Regions from separate parts of the Mus musculus genome. Here region 2 is linked to region 1. A link is a loop called in an ENCODE intact Hi-C map of the cell type or tissue named here. Cell type or tissue: heart. All regions are shown on one strand. Region 1 has its middle 6.3 kb from the start of Brf2. Region 2 has its middle 5.0 kb from the start of Adgra2.

Evidence for each region. Hi-C counts contacts between places; a loop is a spot of excess contacts. Peaks named below come from ENCODE experiments on the same cell type or tissue, not always from the same donor. Only the 100,000 strongest peaks of a DNase experiment are listed, where the experiment ranks them.
Region 2: a loop joins it to region 1, with 5 times the contacts of the local background. A loop is called at or near these places in 5 of 42 quality-filtered maps.

The regions. Positions count from the first base shown.
Region 1 is chr8:27,133,700-27,136,199 of GRCm38, forward strand. No RefSeq gene overlaps it. Among named protein-coding and RNA genes, the nearest start is that of Brf2, 6.3 kb to the left of the region's middle. In heart, no CTCF peak of the experiment used is centred here; no DNase peak of the experiment used is centred here; H3K4me3 peaks cover 426 bases; H3K27ac peaks cover 983 bases.
Region 2 is chr8:27,079,610-27,082,109 of GRCm38, forward strand. No RefSeq gene overlaps it. Among named protein-coding and RNA genes, the nearest start is that of Adgra2, 5.0 kb to the right of the region's middle. In heart, no CTCF peak of the experiment used is centred here; no DNase peak of the experiment used is centred here.

The sequences.
Region 1 (2,500 bases):
AAAAGAGCAACAGGTACTCTTAACTACAGAGCCATTTCTACAGCCCCAGTGAAAGGATTCTTTAAAAGAGTGGCCTGGGCGTGGTGGCACACACCTTTTCTAATCCCAGCACTTGGAAGGTAGAGGCGGACAGATCTTTATGAGTTCTAGTTCAGCCTGATCCATTGCGTTCCGGGAAAACTGAGGAAGAAGACCATAGATTGATCTCACTGGAATCTGCACAGCATAAGCACAGGGTAAGGGTTAGGGACACACACACACACACACACACACACACACACACACACACACACACGAGTAAAACTGACTCTGACTCTGAGGTCCAGCACTTCTCCCTGCCCCAGATTCCCTGCCTCTGTCAGGGAACTTTTCCTATCACTGACAGGCACATGGGCAGGCATCTCTTCCAGGTCCTGCCTTCAGAAAGGATGGTCCCTTTGTCCAGGAGCGTCCCTTCCCCAATTTCCTGTCTGGGCTGAACAAAGAGGGGTCGAGTGGGGATGATAGGAATGGGAGAATGAGGAGTGGTGACTCACTGGCCAGCTCGGGGGGTGGGGGGGGGCTTACTAATTTGACTGCTACTCATTTTATTTTTTTCATAATTTCATTTTTTATGTGTGTATGCTTTTCAGACGGTGCAGCTGATGTTTTTATCCAGATCTCTAGAAGCAACTCCGTTAGCATTAGAAATAATAATGGGTTCTCAAGAATGTTTTTAAAGTTTTTGAGACAGGGTCTTCTTGTGTACCCTAGGCTGATTTCCATCCCTCAATCTTCCTGATTCAGTCTTGGAGTGTGGGTCACAGTTACATGCCACCGATTCTGCTCTGATGTCGTTCTTACATTATACACGGAACCGAATCAGATTGCTGGCATCTGTCACTGCAGCTCTTGGTACTTCGGGTATTTCATTCCTGGTACTTCCGGGACTTCCTGTCATCCACTCTGCTGAGAGCTACTGGCCACCCACAGTGGCGTCTGTTTTATCTGAGGCACTCCTGAGAGACTGCCACAATAGCTGCATTAGAGCCTCTGGGGAAGCAGACATGAAGAGGTAGCTCCAGACAGACTGCTGGGAAGACTGTCCAGGCATGGGCCGTGTGTGCAATGCCAATTTTTGAGATCGGGGCTTTTTCTAGAAGGGAGACCAGAAAGGAATGTGCTCAAAGAGATGCTGGTCTGGAGACAAGGAATCCCATCTGCCCTGCCCCGGGCTAGATACAGTCATTATAGCACACTGTCAGTCTGGTCTGCCCACCTTCCCTATGACTGCAAATTCTTGCAGTCTAATCATCTTGGGGAGGGCTAACACTGTGTAAAAAAAGGTACAGGGGCTATGAATAGCAGTCCTGGGTGGGCCCGGGAGAAACATTAAATAGATGGAATTCCTCAGATCATCTGTTTAGACCCTTCTAATCTAGTGTGAGCCACCAGTGAGGTGTGTGACCCCGCCCTAGCTGTGTTACTCTCTGCTCACTTGACCGCAACTTTGGGACCAGGCCACTTTCATTCTGAGGATTCTTGTAGCCACTCCAAGCTTGGCTGTCTCATCAGGCCTTGGAGCTGTTTTGATTGCGTTTCTTCTCCATCACCTGAGCTCTTTAGTGGACACTCATTCTCCAGCACTCACTGACAAGAGAGCCACAGTATGGAGTGTGGGCAGGGCTTGTCTAGGTCTTAGTCACCTTTCCCTTTTTTTTTTTAAGATTTATTTATTTATTATATGTAAGTACACTGTAGCTGTCCTCAGATACTCCAGAAGAGGGGATCAGATTTCGTTACGGATGGTTGTGAGCCACCATGTGGTTGCTGGAATTTGAACTCACGACCTTCAGAAGAGCAGTCGGCGCTCTTACCCACTGAGCCATCTCGCCAGCCCCCCTTTTGTTTATATATGTGTGTGTGTATTTATATATACACACAGTCACACAAGCATGTACTCACACTCTCACACATAAACTCATACATGTGTGCACACACAGAATATATATATATATGTATATATGTGTGTGTATGTATATATATATGACTGAAGAGGAGTAATATGCCCAACTTCTTGAACATCCAAAACTAGAGATATCTGTTAACATTTTCTTTACCTCTTCTTTTGAAAAACAATATTTTGAGATAAACCCTTATAGCCCAGGCTGACCTCAAATTCATGCTCATCTGCCTCCGCTGGGATTTCTGTGTGCCACCACTCCTAGCTGACATGTGACAGATAAGAAGTGGTCACAGGACCCACTTTACTGCACTCAGCAGAGATACTAGATACTCCTCCAGACTGCGCTTCTGGGAGACTATAGAGCTGGAAAACTATCTGGCCTTATGCAACGTCTCTGAGGGGATTGAATTATGTGGACTCCATTTTCCCAGTCTGAGCTATTTTCATAATTCCACTAGAATCAAAGAACACTATCTCCTTGCCCCAATATCAATTCTAGAATAGTGATATGCTTTTTGTATAAAAGGCCAGATAGCAAGGGATTTCAAAATCATG
Region 2 (2,500 bases), 54 kb before region 1:
ACACATAAAAATAAATACAAAGATCTTTACAAAAAAAAGAGAAGAAAAGTTTGGTGTTCCTCACCTCTTAGTTTCAAATCTGTTAGAACAATCATCTTCAGGGGTTAAAGATGGCTCGGTGGCTAAGAGCACTTGCTGAGCTATCATGAGATCCAGAATTTGGGTCACAGCATCCCTGAGTAACCCCATCCCTAACCTGATTCCCGAACCCCTAACCCCTAACCACTAACTCTGAACTCCCCTAACCCAACACCCCCTGCCCCACCCCATCCCTGCATGCCAATAACCCAAACCCTGGGGTGTTTGGAGAAAGGCTGGTCACTGAGGCTTGCCAGTAGGAATGTTAGCCTCCTGGCAGCTAAGAAACTGTCTCAGTTTCAGAGAGAGACCCTGCCTCAAAGACAGAGAATGATAGAGGAGGGTGTCTGTCTGTCCTAGCTTTTTTTTTTTTTTTTTTTTTTTTTTAATCGCTGGGTAAACACCATGACCAAAAGGAGCCTAGGGAGGAAAGATTCTTATTTCACCTTACAGCTTATACTCCATCATGATGGGAAGTCAGGAGGGAAATTCAACTCAATCCTCAGAGACACGAAGCAGAAATGGAAGCAGAAACCATGGCCAAAAGCGGCTTGCTAGCTTGTTCCTCATATCCCCTTGCTCAGCCCACTTCCTCATATCACCTAGGAGACCACTCGCCAGGGGTGCCATCCTCCCCTGAGTAGGCTGGACCCTTCCGCATAAATCATTAATAAAAAGAAATGTCCCACAGGCTCATCTGATGCAAGTATTCTCTCTCTCTCTCTCTCTCTCTCTCTCTCTCTCTCTCTCTCTCTCTCAACAGGGTCTTTCTACATAGCCCTGGCTGTCCTGAAACTCACTCTGTAGACCCTGTAGACCAGGCAGGCCCTGAACTCCAGCGATTCTCTTGCTTCTGAGTGCCAGGATCAAAGGCAGGCACCACTTCACTGGCTGGAGGTATTTCCCAATTGAAGTTTCTCTTCCTGGATAAGTCTAGCTTGTGTCGAGTTGCCCCCTATCGCTGCCCACCCCCCAAAAAAAAAATCGGGGCTGGAGAGATGGCTCAGCGGTTGAGAGCACTGACTGCTCTTCCAGAGGTTCTGAGTTCAAATCCCAGCAACCACATGATGGCTTACAACCATCCGTAATGAGATCTGACGCCCTCTTCTGGTGCATCCGAAGACAGCTATAGTGTGCTTAGATATAATAATAAATACATCTTTAGGCTGGACCGAGCGGGGCAGACCGGTGCAAACAACCTTCATTTCCAGCAACCACATGATAGCTCACAACCATCAGTACAGCTACAGTGTACCCATATACATAAAATAAATAAGTAAATCTTTTTTAAAAATCAACACGCAAACAACTAACCAGGACAATGTACAGCACCCTCTTCTGGGCTTCAAAAAGCATACCCACACATACATATGTCACACAGAAACACACATACACATACACAGATAGATGGATGGTTGATAGATAACTTGAAAACAAAGAAAAGTCCAGTTGTCTTCCCTCTGCTGTGAGGACTAACAAGCCAAATCCTCTCTCTTCTTCTTTTGAGACAAGCTCCTGGTGCACACTCTGAGCTGCTCTGAACATAATGGAATATTATTTGGTCTTAAAGAAAAAACAAAATTACATCATTAATATCGAGGTCTCCCCTCTCTGGGTCTTCTAAGTGCTGGAGGTTCAGTCATGCTGCCAGGCTAAACTCAGAAATTTTTAGATATAGTGTTTGTGCGTGTTTGTGCAGAACAGCGCAACAATTCTGTTTTCTGTATTCAATATGTAATTGTCAAATTAGTATAATAAGCAGTTCCCGAGCTGGGTATGATACATGCCTGTAATCTCAGCACATGGGAGATGGAAGCAGGAAGATCGGGCATTCAAGGTCATTTGAGGCCAGCCTGGGCTACATAAGATCCTGTCTCCAAAAGCCAAAAGTAAAAACTAAAAGCATTTCTGTACTCCTTACACATGAATAATTCCTATGTACTGGTACTTTTACAGCTATTCTGAAATATGTTATATAGGCTGAGCATGTAGCTAAGTGGAAGAGTTCTTGCCCACCACATGCAAGCCTTATATTTGATCCTACGTACTACAAAGAAAAGACAAAACTGTATCATAGACTATGATAAGCAACAGTTATCCCGCTGTGCTACAGAAAACCAGAACCAAGGTGCCTACAATGGATAAAGGTGGACTATGTACATAGTGGAATATTAATTGGTCTTAAAGAACAAACAAAGTTATATCATCTGCAGTAGTACAGTCATTAGTGAGCCAAACCAGGCATGGAAGTTAGTTAAACCCCACCAATGTCCTTTACTGCTATGGCCAGAAGTGAGAGCGTGGGTGACACGTGCCTGTAAAACAAGCACTCAAGATATGGAGACCGGAAGATTTTGAGGTTCAAGGCCAGCCTCGGCTACAGAAGAGTATGAGTCTAGCTGAGGCCACAGATCAGGAACCT